2 separate regions of the Homo sapiens genome follow, and region 2 is linked to region 1. A link is a contact called in ENCODE Hi-C or POLR2A ChIA-PET data. All regions are on one chromosome and are shown on one strand. Each heading gives the region's core, a stretch centred on a gene start or an enhancer-like site at or near the end of the contact. The rest is flanking DNA. Distances are from core to core; before and after follow the strand shown. Region 1 holds the start of PSMC3 (proteasome 26S subunit, ATPase 3). Region 2 holds the start of ARFGAP2 (ARF GTPase activating protein 2).

Region 1 (7,838 bases), core at 1,483-3,982:
TGAACCCGGGAGGCAGAGGTTGCGGTGAGCCGAGATCGTGCCATTGCACTCCAGCATGGGCAGTAAAAGCAAAACTCCATCTCGGAAAAAAAAAAAAAAAGGACACTGGGCCAAGAACCAGGAGCCTGGGCTCCAGTCCTGGCTCTGGTCTCTCTGTGATCCTGGGCAAGGCATTTAAACTCTCTGGGCTTCAGTCTCCTCACCTGTCACATGGCACCCCTCCCTTCCTCCCTAGGTTGCTATGAGGATGAAAGACACATTAGGGAGATGAGCTGCATCAATGGCGTGGAGAAACTAAAAGGCTGACAAGGCTGCTGGCAGCTGCCGTGCCTCCCTCACCTCCTGGATCTGCTTGTCCAAACCCCCAATGTCACTGTATTGCTCCGTGGGCCTCTCGTCTACCTCCATGGCCTTCACCCGCGAGTCATACTCTGTGGGCAGCGTCTCCAGGATCAGATAGGAGTCTTTGTTCACACCCTAAGGACACAGCACAGGGCCTTCAGATTTGGCCCAGCTCAAGGGCTACCCAACTGACTGGGTGACAGGTGTCTGCAGAGGGAAAGACACAGGACTGGGCAATACAAGAATCAAACAGCAAGTAGACAGAATCCCAGACTCTCGGAGCTGTTCTGCCAAGATTCAGAGCCAACAGTGACCTGGGGCGGGTACAGGGGCTCAGCTAGTCACCAGAAAAGCACTGCCTGGGCTCAGGCCCCACTCACCACCAGGTCTCCTGGCTTTAGCTTTTCAGCATCCACCAACCCAATCACAGGAAGGAAGTACGTCTGTGGACAAGTTACAGGGGCAGTCTCAGTTAGTGTCCTCAGGGAAGGCTCCCTAGTCCTGTCCCACATCCGCTCCTCACCCTCCTCCAGTCTCTCATTGCTGAGCCACGCTCACCTGTCGTGTAGAGGTTTTGATCACAGCACACTTGCCCTTCCTCTGGGAGTCCAGGTCAATATTGGCACCATCCTCCTCTTGGTCATTAGGATCAACATCCAGGAGCTGGGAAGGAAAAAATACTCAGCTCCTTGAACTCCCCAAGGCCCAGTGCTTCCTAAGACAGTTCCTAATACCTGCAGGGCTGGCCATCCTTACCTCCCTCCTCCAATAGCCCTGAGCCCACCAAACGTGGGTGCCCCTGCTAAGCCCAGGGATTGATCTCTGTGTAGGTGCTGCTCCTCTGCACAGGGCTCATCTACCCCGGAGGAGACATAACCAACAGAAAAGGAGACACGTGAGACCTCCCAGGACTTTGCAGGCCCCGTCTTCCCCATGAAAGTGCCCCAGGAGGTGTAGCTCTGACATGCAGTTTGGCCTCAATACCTCCACCCACTCTTTCCCTAGTGGCCCCACCCCAGGCTGTCCCCATTCCCTGCTGACTCCCTCTCTTCCCCTCCACATACACACACACCTCGATGACGTTGGAGACAAGGTACGGCAGGGTCTTGTTCACTTTGATTTTCTCACTGTTCTCTTTTATCTTGTCCTTCATGGCTTGGAGCTCATGGGTGACTCTCAACACTTCACTCTTCATGATCTGAGATCAGGAGGGGAGGAGAAGCAAATATAAACCCTGGCACAGCTTATGCTAGAGCCCTGTAACTAGTGAGGTCCAGGGTGCCCAGGGGACCCTCCCGCATCCATTCATCCAGCTCTGAGGCTCTCTGAAGGCAGAGTCTGACTGTGTCCACATCCTGCAGAAGTCAAAAGAGGAGGCCAGTTTGGAAACCTCCTGGTGAAATAGTGGTAGTATTGGAATAAAAGCAGGCCTCCGAGAGAGGCAAACATAGGTTTTAGGTTCTGCCTCATAGTAAGAACTGGGTGCTTTATCGCAGTACAAACCTCTCTGGGCCTGTCTCCTCATCTGTAAAATAGGCATTTTACTAAAAGAAGGATTCTTGAGAGGATTATTCCCAGTTCTCACTGGGAAAGGCAATCTGATAACTTCTCATCTCAGCCCAGGCCTCCCACCACCCCCTACCTGTCTTCTTGTCCCTTTTAAGGCTTAGTTTTCTTTCCTCTCTTCCTGATATGAGGGGGAAGCCCGAGCCCCATGTCTCCCCCAGGGTGCCCGATTAGGAAGTACGAGAGGCGACTCGGATCGCCGGGGCCTGTCCTGTGGGGGCTCCATCGCCCGCACAGGAGCTGTGCGCCCACCTTGATCTCACTGTCCAGCAGCCGTGTGCGCTGGATGATCTCCTCCGTGGACATCTTGAGCACCTCCTCCCCAATTCCATCTTGCTGTAAAAAATTATTTGTTTATTTATATATTTACTTTTACTCAGGACAAGCATCCCTCGTTCTCCGAACCCACTCACAGCCTCAGTTTCCACGCCCATAAAACCAGGATGGAGTCAGGACCCCTGCCCACATCCCAAACAACCCCGTCCCCGGGATCGGGCCAGACCTTGACCCCCAGCCACCTCCTTCCCTCTTGTCAATGGCGTCTCCCTGCGGGCCCCGGTTCCCGGACCGCCAGCTCGCCCGGTGCCCACCTCGGCCTCATCCCACACGGTCGCCATCTTCTCCTGCCGAGTCACTGGACTCTCAATATTCGGCAGCAGATTCATTTCCTGGAGGAGCGGGCAGAAGATGGGACCAGGCGGGAGCCGCAACGGGAGATTAATACCGTCTTTCTTAAAGCCTTCTCTTGACCAGTGGAAAACCTCTCCCCACAAATCCCGACTCTTGACCCGACCAGCTCCGGCCGTGCTGCGGAGCAGCGAATCTGCCTCTCCGATTCCAAAGACCAACCCCTGGCCACAGGCCCCGCCCCCGCGGACCCCGAAACGTTCCCGCCCGCGTCCTATTTTTGCCGGGCGCGAGAGGTGGGGCCGCTATTGGCCGACACGCGCGTTGGGGGCGGGGCCTATGTGTAAAACCGGAAAGGGAGGGAGAAGGGTGGGATCCGCGAGGGCCTTTGGGAAATGTAGTCTTTAATCTGGCCCGTGACAGATGCTTGCGGAGGGGCGCGTTCAAACTCAGACCGTGACCCCGCTAGGAATAAGGGGATTTACACAATGACACTGCCTCCCAATTAATAAACGACATAGGCCAGCCGTGTGCAAAGGGCCAAAAAGGCATGCCACCTCAGTCCGCATTTTTACAATTATTTAAGTACAAGCTGGCCACCCGGAGTTACGGGAGGGAATCATTAACCAGCTTTAAAGAGAAATCGCTGCTGCTCCTAACGTCAGAGCAGGCTTCACGGAATTGTCCACGTGGGAAGAACTCAATTGACCATCAGCCTCTACGATTAAAAACATTATGACTCGGGCCGGGCGCGGTGGCTCACGCCTGTAATCCCAGCACTTTGGGAGGCCGAGGCGGGCGGATCACGAGGTCAGGAGATCGAGACCATCCTGGCTAACACGGTGAAACCCCGTCTCTACTAAATATACAAAAAATTAGCCGGGCGTGGTGGTGGGCGCCCGTAGTCCCAGCTACTCCGGGCTGAGCCAGGAGAATGGCATGAACCTCGGAGGCGGAGCTTGCAGTGAGCCGTGATCGCGCCACTGCACTCCAGCCTGGGCGACAGAGCGAGACTCCGTCTCAAAAAAAATTATGTCTCGTATCTGCAATTGTTTGTTTTCTCTGACCATGGTTAGTAATCTCAGTGAGCAGAGCGGGTCTCCGGATCATGGGAGACTCATTCGTTGTACCCTTGTCGGCTATTTTAAATGATCTCTCCTTATCCTTTGAGGTGAGCCCTGGAGCCCCTTTAAAGGGAACTTCATGTAAGCAACATAGCTTATATTTCAAGTCAAACCATCACAAACACTCTGTTAACCTGATGAAAATCTGTGCAATCGTTGCCTTTTTTTTGTTTGCTTGTTTGTTTTTTGTTTTTTGAGACGGAGTCTCGCTCTGTCGCCCAGGCTGGAATGCAGTGGCGCGGTCTCTCCCTACCGCAACCTCCGCCTCCCGGGTTCAATGGATTCTCCTGCCTCAGCCTCTCAAGTAGCTGGGATTACAGGCACCCACCACCACGCCCAACTAATTTTTGTATTTTTAGTAGAGACAAGGTTTCACCATGTTGACCAGGCTGGTCTCAAACTCCTGGGCGTAAGTGATCTTCCTGCCTCAGCCTCCTAAAGTGTTGGTACTATAGGCATGAACCACTACACCTAGCCTTTGCAGTAGTTTTTTTTGGAACACGGTTGAAAGCAGAATTTTTTTCTTTAAATAACAACATGTACAGCTGCTCACTCAGGCTGACAAAGCGTCTCCTCAAGTAACAGTGCTTTATTCCATTCTCTCAACAAGCCTGCCTTGTGGACAGACTGAATTACCATTCTCAAATTTAAATAAGCATAGGGAGGCTCAGAGAGGTTAAGTGCCTTGCTGGAGGTTATTCAGTGAGTCACTGGCAGCACTAGGACTGCTGACCCCAAATTCTCACTTTGAGTTGCCCGATAGGAGCCAAGAAGCCCAGAGGGGAAAGACTGTCCAATCTGTGCTGGTCCCACTATGCCTGGGTCAGTTGGGTCCCATTCTGGGGCCTACTTTTGGAGATCCTGACAAATACGAATATGTTTAGAAAGCCTCCAGCCTGGGCCTAGGAGGGATGCAGACATTCTCCCCTTAACCAACTTTTAGGTAGGCTCTTCTGAGCCATCTTTTTTTTTTTTTTTTTTTTTTTGAGACGGAGTTTCGCTCTGTCGCCCAGGCTGGAGTGCAGTGGCGGGATCTCGGCTCACTGCAAGCTCCGCCTCCCGGGTTCACGCCATTCTCCTGCCTCAGCCTCCCAAGTAGCTGGGACTACAGGCGCCCGCCACTACGCCCGGCTAATTTTTTGTATTTTTAGTAGAGACGGGGTTTCACCGTTTTAGCCGGGATGGCCTCGATCTCCTGACCTCGTGATCCGCCCGCCTCGGCCTCCCAAAGTGCTGGGACTACAGGCATGAGCCACCGCGCCCGGCCTGAGCCATCTTTTTTTGACTAGGCCTTGTGGGCTGTTCCTTCATCCCTGTCATCAACCTGTCTAACCCTGTTTTCACAAAAATCCTGCTAGTCAGTTTAACGGAATCCCCCCACCCCTGATACCTCATCCCTCTAGATATATGATCCAGGTCCTCATTTATCCTTCACCTTTGAAGTATAAGCCCTTGGCCTGCTTTTTTTTTTTTTTTTTTTTTTTTTGAGACGAAGTCTTGCTCTGTCGCCCAGGCTTGAGTTCAGTGGTGCGATCTTGGCTCACTGCAACCTCCGCCTCCTGTGTTCAAGCAATTCTCCTGTCTCAGCCTCCTGAGTAGCTGGGATTACAGACACCCACCACCAAGCCCAGCTAATTTTTGTATTTTAGTAGAGACGGGGTGTCACCATGTTGGCCAGGATGGTCTCGACCGCCTCATGATCCTCTCGCCTCCACCTCCCAAAGTGCTGGGATTAGAGGCGTGAGCCACTGCACCCGGCCCTGAACATCTCCTTCTTTAATCCTGGCTAGAATGACAGGGATTGATTATCTTGGGAGCCCAGGAGTAGGAATGTCTTGGGGAGATGGGAGAAAAAGGAGAATAGTTTATGAAGGTTCACTCTGCTCAAAAAGGTCAAGGAAGTACCAGGAGGTCAGTCCCAGCAAGGAGCTGGGAACCTGGAGCAGAGCATGTCTTCAGGGAGAAAGAGGTTGGCTGAATTAGGGACCTCTGGTCCATCTGGGCCTCTAGAGAGAAGAGGTCTAGGCCAGGCCTAGAACAGATGTTTCTGTCTTGGCATCAAGCTAGGGTGAGAGCCACCAGGCCAAAACCCTGGAGTCATTCTTTGTTTTTGTTTGTTTGTTTTGAGACAGAGTCTCAGTCTGTCACCCAGGCTGGAGTGCAGTGGTGATTCTCCCACCTCAGCCTCCTGAGTAGCTGGGACTACAGATGCACACCACCACACCCAGCTAATTTTTGTGTTTTTGGTTTTTTTTTTCTGAGACAGAGTTTCACTCTTGTTGTCCAGGCTGGAGTGCAGTGGCACGATCTGGGCTCACTGCAACCTCCACCTCCTGGGTTCAAGCAATTCTCCTGCCTCAGCCTCCCGAGTAGCTGGGATTACAGGCATGCACCACCATGCCTGGCTAATTTTGTATTTTTAGTAGAGGTGGGGTTTCTCCATGTTGGTCAGGCTGGTCTTGAACTCCTAACCTCAGGTGATCCACCCGTCTTGGCCTCCCAAAGTGCTGGGATTACTTTACCTTAAACAAATATCCAGAATTCAGAAATAGTAAGATCTGAATCAAAACAATCAAGCGGAGGGTGTGGAGCTTGGTGGGGCTTTTGGGGGTAAACAAGATTGTCCATGTGCTGAAATGCATAGTTAAGGCTGAGATGGAAATCATTGGTTTCTCTCCTTTTGTATCTATTTGAAAATTTCCAAAACGAAAGATATAACTCCTCCTAACCCCCTTGAATAGGACCATTTCTCACTCCCTCCATTGCCTATCACCCTGGTTCAAGCCACCATCATCTCAGACCTAGCTTATTATTATTATTTGGCATTGCTGTTGCATTTGAGATGGAGTCTTGCTCTGTTGCCCAGGCTGGAGTGTGGTGGTACTATCTTGGCTCACTGCAACCTCTGCCTCCGAGGTTCAAGCAATTCTCTTCCCTCAGCCTCCCAAGTAGCTGAGATTACAGGTGTACACCACCATGCCTGGCTAATTTTTATATTTTTAGTAGAGATGGGGTTTCACCATGTTGGCCAGGCTGGTCTCGAACTCCTGACCTCAAGCGGTCTGCCCGCCTCCATCTCCCAAAGTGCTGGGATTATAGGCATGAGCCACCGCTACCCCTAGATTATTATGGGGACCTTTCCACTGGTCTCCTGGATTCTACCCTAACCCTCCTGTGATGATTAATTTTGACTGGGCCATGGGATGCCCAGGTGTTTGGTTCAACATTATTCTGGGTCTTTTTGTCAGGCTGTTTTTAGACAAGATTGACATTTAAATCAGGAGACTGAGGAAAGCAGGTTGCCCTCTCTAATGTGGGCGGGCCTCATCCTGTCAGTTGCAGGCGTTGAACAGAAAGGCTGACTCCGAGGGAGTTCTTCCTGCCAGATTCCCTTCTGACAGGCATAAAGGTCTTTTCTGCCTTTGGAGTTGAACTGAAACATTATTCTTCACAGGGCTTGAGCCTGACAGCCTTCAGAGGAGAACTACCCCATCGGCTCTCCTGGTTCTCAGACCTTCTGAATCAGGCTGGAACAAAACCATCAAGTCTCCTCGGTCTCCAGAACTCACCCTGCAGATCTAGGGACTTGCCAGACTCCATAATCACATGAGCCAAGTCCTTATACTACATCTCTTTATATAGCAGGTTGGTGCAGAAGTAATTGCAGTTTTTGCCATTAAAAGTACAAGCAGCCAGGCGCGGTGGCTCACGCCTGTAATCCCAGCACTTTGGGAGGCCGAGGCCGGTAGATCACCTGAGGTCAGGAATTCGAGACCAGGCTGACCAAGAGTAACCCCGTCTCTACTAAAAATACAAAAAAAATTAGCCGGGCGTTGGTGGTGGGCATCTGTAATCCCAGATACTCAGGACGCTGAGGCAGGGGAATTGCTTGAACCTGGGAGGTGGAGGTTGCAATGAGCTGAGATCGCACTATTGCACTCCAGCCTGTGCGACTAGACCAAGACTCCATCTCAAAACAAACAAACAAAAAAACACAAAAAACAAAAGTACAAGCAAAAAGATCCTATTGGTTCTGTTTCTCTGGACAATGCTTCCTAAAATCTACTATTTTGAAAAACCCTTTATTTTGAAAAATGTTGAACATACAACAAAGTTTAAAGAATAGACAATGAACACCTGTGTACCTTTCGTCTAGATTTGCCAATTGATAACATTTTG
Region 2 (7,838 bases), core at 4,662-7,161, 250 kb before region 1:
CAGCAAACCGAGTGGTTCTGAAACAGGAAGGATTCCACCCAAACTGAGGGCATTTGAAATGTGGGGGATATGTGAGGGTATTACAGGGAGCACAAATGGCATCTCTAGACAGGAATTAAGGATGATACTAAATGCACCGCAATTCTCAGGGAGGTCTGGAAAAATAAACTGTCCCATGACTCAAAGTGCCATCAAGAAAAACCACCCTAGTCTCTTGAAGATACTGAAATAACACCTGATCCTGTGTTTTGTTCACATACCTATTCAGTCATTCAACTTACTGAGCACATACCTACTATGCGCCAAGCACTGTATTAGGGACTTTAGAACAATAAGCCAAGTGATCTATTCAGACTTGGAGAAACAATAAGCCTAGCATCCCAAACTGCTAGGAAGGCCCCGCAATGGTTCCCAGAAAACAACGGCATTTCCCTGCCACACCCGGAGCTGAGCCTCACCTTCGGGATACCAAGCCCATGCCCAACCTTTCTGCCTGCTCTCGCTTCTTCCCTTCCAGATTCTGTAGCTTCTTTTCCTCTTTCTTACGATCAATCTGGAGCTCCTGGTAGGCCAGACGCATGGAGGCGACCCTTAGGGGGAACAAAGGTGTCAGTGGCCACCACCCATCCTGACCTGTCCAACATACCCACCCACCAAGCCCCGCAGAAGCCTGAGGCCCCGGCAGCAAACACTTACATGGACTCCTCCGCCTGCTTCTTGGCATCGGCTGCCTGCTGCTCACGGAGCTTCTCTGCCACCTGAGCCTGCCGCTCAATCTCACTGAAGCTCTGGCTGCTCACCTTCTGGGCCCCTAGGCCTTTCTTGGCACCCAGCTGGGAACAGAATCATGTAAGGGGCCTTCCCAATCACACTCTCCTCAGATCCCTCCCAGGTTCAGGCACTGTAGCCACACCCACAAGGAAAAGGCCCTTCTTAAAATTTAGGGTAAAAAACAGGAGCCCAACCAGCATGGCCAAGACAATAGTGCTCCGCTGGAGCTGGGCATGGGCGGCTCACACAGCCCCAGCAGAGCCCGGGCCTGAGGACGGCAGTTAATGCTGACAGGGCCAAGTATGTGCCAAGCACTCCGCCAAGCACTAGATGTGCTCCATCTCACCGACTCCTCCCAGCAGCCCTTGAAGACAGGCTTTAAATCCCTTTAAATCTTTAAATCCCTTTCACAGGCGAGGTTCGGAGAAACACAGTACCTTTGCCAAAGTCATATAGCTGGTAAGTGGTAAGGTCAAGGAGTGAACCCAGGTAGCCTGCACCCAGCTCCTAACCCCTCTACCATACCACCTCTCCCCACCTACCCCTTTCTTAGCTGCTGCTGGCTTCTTCTTGCCAATGATGGAGCTTTTCAGTTCTGCGTGAGAAACGGGTAGGCATGAGCTAAGACAAAGGCAGCTCAGAGGCAGTAGCTCAGTATACACCATGCAGCTTCATGGCAAGAGCTCCTAAGAACAGCTTCAGGCAAGGGAAGGCAAAGCTGCCACCACCAGCTCCAACCAGCGGTGTCAAAGCCAAAGACAGACGTGGCTGGGGTATTTACTGGCACCCAGCAGAGTGAGACAGGAACCTAGACCTGAAGCACCAGAGACGTCCGAAGCACCAGAGACGTCCAAATTCCCTGAACCAAAACAAAGACTGCGAGGCAGGGAGCATATGGTGAGCACCAGGCTCCGCTTCTAAAGCAGGAAGCTGAGAACAGGGGCTGGGCTCCCCAAGCAGCTGTCAGTTACCTCTGGCAGGAAGGGCCCCTTTAGCTGACAGATACACGGACTCTGGAGGAGAAACAGACTTGTGGCTAACAAGAGGCCCACCCCAGAGCCTCCACAGAGCTCCCAAGCCCAGCGGTCTCTATGAAGCCCTGCTTCAGACCAAGCTATGCCAGCCTTCTCATGGATCAGTCTGACAGTCACTCTGCTGGGTTCCAGCCCCAACCCCCAAGAGTCAACAGAACAAACCGAGGTCAGCAAATGGACTGTTCGCCCTGAACCAAGTCTGAAAGACACTAAGGAAAATGTAGGAAAGAGTTAAAGGACAGGCTGGGGTACTGGCTGAGAAAGAACAATGTCACCTCCAGCCTTCGGCAGCTCAGAGCTGTCCCTCCACCCCCGGAAATGCACCAGACAAGCCAGCCCTGCCTCAGAGCCCAGGGATAGGTGTCCAGTCTCATGCTGGCCTCCCCAACACTTTGGCTAGACCCAGCCCCACACTCAGAGGCAGACCCCAGGCCTTATACACCAGCCCACCCAGATTCATCAATTCAAAGGGCTTGGCTCTAAAATCAGTGTTGCATCCACTATTTCAATCACAGTCCCCACTCCAGAGAATCAGATAGATGCTCAGTCTCCTGTGGCCTCTGTCCACACGGCCAGGCAGTAGGACCTCTGAAAAGAACATTTGAGGTCCACCCTCTCCCAGACACCCCACGCCTGCCCGCTGGCATACTGACCCAGTGAGGCTTTGGGTGAGGTGCCAAGCAGGTCTGTGTTGGGGCCATGCTCCGGCTCTGTGGATGCAATGGTAGGAGTTAGAGATGAGCTCCTAGCTTCCTGCAACCTCCCCTTGAAAGAAGTGATGGGACAAGAATCGGTGGCTTTCCTCAGCTTGCCACCAAAAGATAAAAGGAATATCTACCACTTCCTCCAAGGATTAAAATGAATCCCGGCCCACCCAAAGATACAGGAGGACCCCTGCTCCTATTGTCATGGCCAGATGTCCCCTTCCAAACCCTGAGTCCTCTCCTAGGACCAGGGCACCTGGTTGGAATCTGGGCTGAACTCACGTGCCAGGCCACTGCTCTCTGTAGACGGGGCTGGCTGCTGGGTCCCTGAAGGCTCAGTGGCTGGCGCATCCCAGGCAGGGGGCTGAAAAGGAGGCCAGATCACAGATGCCTCGGTGAGCCACTCCTGCTGGCAAGAAGCACCAAGACCTACAAGCACCTTGTGGACAAGAAATCATACTCCAAACCCATGAGGAAAGGGACTGGAGGGTAGCAAACAAGATCACAGTTGCTATTCACTGTGGAAGAAAGCAGGAAGACAAGCAGCCCCCACCCCAACCCCTTCACTATTTACTTAGAGCCAGAGCCCATTCTCCTAACTTAAAGACAGTTAACTACCACCACCTAGGCAGGCACAGATCTAAAGGCTCCTCATATATGAATATATTTAATTATCACTACAACCCCTATGAAGGAGCTACATCGCCATTTTAGAAACTGAGGTTTTGACAGGTTGAGTGACTTGGCCACCATCACAGGAATGCGGAGTAGAGAACAGGAATTGAAGCCAAGAGTCTAACTTCAGCACCCAGGGCCAGTAAAGAGGAAACCCTCCTCAAAGGGGTGGGGCGGGGAGGAGAGAATCCTTTCACTGTCCCCAAGCACAGTGCCTTTTTTTTTTTTTTTTTTTTTTTTTTTTTTTTTTTTTTTGAGACGGAGTCTCGCTCTGTCGCCCAGGCCGGACTGCGGACTGCAGTGGCGCAATCTCGGCTCACTGCAAGCTCCGCTTCCCGGGTTCACGCCATTCTCCTGCCTCAGCCTCCCAAGTAGCTGGGACTACAGGCGCCCGCCACCGCGCCCGGCTAATTTTTTGTATTTTTAGTAGAGACGGGGTTTCACCTTGTTAGCCAGGATGGTCTCGATCTCCTGACCTCATGATCCACCCGCCTCGGCCTCCCAAAGTGCTGGGATTACAGGCGTGAGCCACTGCGCCCGGCCCACAGTGCCTTTCTTATAGGGGAAGAATCCAGGAAAATTTGTTTGGGGCACCGGACACCTCTTGAAACTTCAAGAAGCTGCCTCTCTTCCCCGCCAGCCCAATTTATAGGAGTCGATTTCTAAGGAGGGCTACACTGCACCTCCATTTATGGAGGAGGAAACACCTAGGCCTACCCAGCAGGAACAGTGGACTTCATACGTGGTGTCCAAGACATCACATCAAAGCAAATGGAATCTACAACCATGATCACAGAAGGCCTGGGCCTTGGTAAATTGCCTGTCAAGAACAACTGGGAAAACGGTTCCTTGTGGGCACTCACTTGAGTGTGTTCTGTGAAGAAATCAGAGTCCTTCTTCTCTGGGGAGTGATTAGGAACGGCACTACTCATGTTGTCTATCCAAAGCTAGAAAGGAGAAGACACCCCTAAAACACAGGGCTCTGAATACTCCTAACCCTCCTGCCCCAGCCCCAAGAACAGGCACTTACATCAGTGCCATGCCTAGCCAGGGCCGCACTCCCCAGCTGCCGGATCTTCTCCCGGTACATCTGGGCAGCTCGGCTATTATATTTGGTGTTGGCATCATTGGCTGTGCATCCATGTTGGCGAAAAAAAGCCGTCTGGAGAGCAAAGAAGAGAGCAGCGCGTGCTACGGGTGATTCTCAAGAAGGAAACGTGTTGGCTGTAGGAGACATCTCCTTATGACAGCGAAGTTATTATCTATACAGGATGATACACGCTACTGACACCGGTTTTTCAGAGATAAAGTTTCTCGAAATTCCTGCAAAAAACACCTTGCAGCGGGCCATCCTCTGATATGACTGAAGTCCAGGCCCCACTGAACGCTGCCTGAGCACAACATCCCATACCCAGCCTCCCCATCCTTCATCCAGGGCAGGCCCACAAGACCCAATGACTGTGAAGGCTCCCAACTCCTGTGGCTTTTCCCCAAGAACACCTGCCCAGTTTAATTGGAATCTGAAACCCATTTAAGAGAAGCTGTGACCAGTTTCGAAGTTTTCAGAAAATAGCTTATGGTGGTGTTATAGAACAGAGAACCCTCTGAACAGGGAAAACGACAGGGCCTCTTAGGGAGTCGTGCAAAGTTAGTAACCAGGCAGAAGAATGGAAGGTGAGGGAAGTAGAAGGAGCTTTACCGCATTGGCATTCCCGCCGACCTGCATACACCTCAGCTGGAACCAGTTCCAGTTGGAATCCAACTCTGTGGACCTGTGTACAAGGGCTGCGTCTCACCCACTAGCAGATACCAGCAGGATTTCCCTGGCAACCCGGATACCTGTCACTTGGCCTCAGGCTGCTGTAGGCACCCAGGAAACATTAATCAGCCATCACCCCATTTCCTCCACACTACCCTGTCCATGAAAACTCTCCTCTTCGTTCATTTACTCCAAAGAGTACTAATTATGTCCCCAGATCCGAAAGGAGGTCACATTCTCAGGCACGCACGCCTGGATTTGGCTTTCCCCTAATGGATGGTCACAGTCTCACTAGAGACATACTGGTCTAACAACATATCAGCAACAACAAGGTCAATGCCTCCCTTTCCCCTCAACTAACGCTCAGAGTCTCAAGCCTGACCGTCAAAAAAGAGGAAGTTTTGGCCCAGAGGCGGAGACGGACCGCCCATGTGCCAAAGGGCCCACACAGGTGGTTCCCTCTGGCAGGAGGCTACCGGACCCTCTCGGCCCAGAGGCTTCCCACCGAATTCAGAGCGGCCCAAGTCGAGGCAGCCACTCTCCCTTGTTGCCCAGACACCCCTGGCCGGCCGGGTGGAAACACGGCAACCGCGCGGAGAGCCTACCTGATGAAGCTCAGATGGACGCCCAGGGAGCGGTGCACCCCGGAACAGTCAATGCACAAGAAAACACCGTACGTGATGCTGGCCCAACTCGGATTCTTGGCGCCGCAGTCGAAACAGGCCTGGGTGGAGGCGGCGATGAGCGAATCGTCAGGGGCCCCGAGTAAAGGCCAGGCACCGACACCCCAGAAACATAACCCACCTCCGCCCTTCTCCCTCCCTCAGGCCCCAGCGGGACGAGAGACTCCGCGCGCCCCCTGCTCACGCACCTTGTTGGTTGGAACTGCGCGAAGCCTCTTAAAAAGAGTCTGGATTTCGGTCTTGTTCGGCTCCGCCGCCATTTTCTCTCCTTCCCAGACACAACCGCGGCTGACGGGTCCCGCCGCGGGCCAATCCACGGCGGGGAGGGCGGGCTCACCAGGCCGGCCTCAGCGGTGCCTGGGCCAGCCGAGGGGTGGGGTGATTGGAGTCCGATCTGGACCAATGGGCAGCCGGCGGGACGGGGGCGGCGACGACAACCGCGGCCGCAAGAATCAACGCCGCGCCGGGCCAATCCGCAGCCGGGGCGGGGCGACGGCGCGCGGACCGGCCCAAACCTCCTCGCGCGCGTAGTACCCTTCCCCCCGCCCCTCCCACGCCGCAACCCCCAGGTGGAGTCGCCCCCACGCCGCGCAGGCTGCGGGAGGCTGGGGGCGGGGACCCCCACTCCAGCTAATTACAGATCGATGAATAAGGATTAGGCTGCCCAAACACTCCTCGTCCCTCCGGCCCGAACGGGCAGACGCATTGGCCCGCGTCTCGCCCAGCCTTCAGCCGTTCTCGGTTAACAGCAAGCCTGACAGCGAGTCCCCTCCACTCCAGATTAGTATCTCGAAGTTCCAGAGCAGGTACCAAGCAGGCAAACCCTTTTCCAACCCCGGCCCCATAACAGACGCTAGGCCTCTCTCTAGATGCCCTCTGGTGGCCTGGCAAGGGTGTCCTATCAAAAAAATGCACATGAGCCCGACAGTGGTGTTTTTGTTTTTGTGTGTGGGTGTGTGTCAAGTTTTAATACACGCTAGAACAAGCCACAAGAGGGTGCTGCTAGGCCAGAACTACACTCACCCCAAGCCCACCCCAGGAACCCCAAAGCAGAGGTCAGGAACTGAGTCCACAGCTCCTGGGGAGGCCCAGGCACCCCTGAACGCTTCTGTCACCTCTGACCTCCCATCTTGCCCTCAGCCTAGACTCGTCCCTTCCCTACCAGTCCCTTCCCTAGACAAAGGCCCCTCCCCTCCCTGGGTCCCAGGACTTCCTCCCTCAAGGGACAGAGGAGCAGCCAGAGAGCGACGGTTCAGGGCCCTGAGGGTCCGGCTCTCCAGGAGAAGCTGGGCTCTGAACCAGGGTGGGTAAACGTTGCAGAAGGGCTGTCAGGACACTCAGGCGCCCACACACTCCACGTAGTTGGCAGGGTACAGGCCAATGCGGCCACTCTGCAACTGGCCTTGGCACCAGCCCTGCTCGTCCTCCTCACTCATCTTCAGCAGCTCCTCCCCTGGGGGAAAGGGGATTGGTCACTGCCAGTGGCCCTGGCCCAGGCCCTGTTCCTGCAACTGGGTCAAGGACTGAGGGGGATGGTGTGGTCCCAGAGCCCAGCTAGCAAAGACATGGCTCAGGCAGAGGCAGGTCAAGGTCAGCAAGCTGCCCCACCCCAGACCCTGAATGCAGCCACCAGGCACCAGCTATCTGGACCTGGAACAGCTGAAGGGACAGAGGACTGGCCCTTAAGAAGTGGGTATTTGGCTTCCCTTTCTGACACCCCTGCTCAGGCAGATAAGGCAGAGGCTGAAGCTAGGAAAGGGGTCCCAGGGTACCTGCTCGGAAGCTCAGCTCATCAGCTTCCTGGCCAGCGTAGTCATAGAGTGCCCTCACCCGAACCCCGGTGGCAGCCTTCCGGGGACTCTCTTCATCTGACCACTCCTCATCCTGCCCCGTGCTGGAGAGGGGAGGCAAAGGGAGCAGCTCAGAGTGCAAGGAACACGGGGCTGGAGATCTCACCCAGGATCAGGGCAAAGGCCTCCCTACCCCCAGAGGCACCTGGGAGAGTCAGGTGAGGTACTAAAGATTCTAGCTCTACCTCGCCATGCCCGACTGTGAGCAAAGAGGCAATTCCTGCCACACGCAGCTGATTTAAGGCATAAACGAGAGGGAATGTGGGAAATGCCCAGCAAATCTAAACCACTATGAGAACCAGTATCATTACAACTACTAAGTAGGCCCTCAGGTCCCTGGCACCAATTTTCAACCCATTTCA

What was found. Hi-C counts contacts between places; a loop is a spot of excess contacts on that map. ChIA-PET counts read pairs that join two places held with the same protein, here RNA polymerase II (POLR2A). Pooled maps may share reads with other maps.
Region 2: a map of B cell shows a loop between it and region 1 (26-fold over the local background). The contact joins the promoter of ARFGAP2 here to the promoter of PSMC3 in region 1. A Hi-C loop is called at or near these places in 15 of 168 maps with a recorded cell type or tissue (B cell, CD14-positive monocyte, CD4-positive, alpha-beta T cell and 8 more), 25 of 37 single-sample maps with no recorded cell type and 24 of 50 pooled maps. POLR2A ChIA-PET finds 5 or more read pairs at or near these places in 4 of 52 experiments (AG04450, CD4-positive, alpha-beta memory T cell, K562 and 1 more).

Annotation. Positions count from the first base shown.
Region 1 is chr11:47,423,707-47,431,544 of GRCh38, forward strand. It overlaps PSMC3 (proteasome 26S subunit, ATPase 3), which reads right to left and starts at 2,733. Exons shown (of 12, transcript NM_002804.5): 1 at 2,499-2,733; 2 at 2,161-2,244; 3 at 1,415-1,540; 4 at 901-1,005; 5 at 723-785; 6 at 340-477. The coding sequence starts at 2,573. RefSeq lists silencers at 2,360-2,571, 2,842-2,971 and an enhancer at 2,542-2,741.
Region 2 is chr11:47,170,968-47,178,805 of GRCh38, forward strand. ARFGAP2 (ARF GTPase activating protein 2) reads right to left here and starts at 5,912. Exons shown (of 16, transcript NM_032389.6): 1 at 5,815-5,912; 2 at 5,549-5,667; 3 at 4,884-4,956; 4 at 4,215-4,346; 5 at 4,048-4,131; 6 at 2,792-2,873; 7 at 2,459-2,515; 8 at 1,314-1,366; 9 at 697-833; 10 at 459-590. The coding sequence starts at 5,886. PACSIN3 (protein kinase C and casein kinase substrate in neurons 3) reads right to left here. Exons shown (of 11, transcript NM_016223.5): 10 at 7,399-7,520; 11 at 6,555-7,079. The coding sequence ends at 6,964. RefSeq lists enhancers at 5,660-5,889, 6,431-7,012, 6,860-6,909, 6,990-7,039 and a silencer at 5,940-6,369.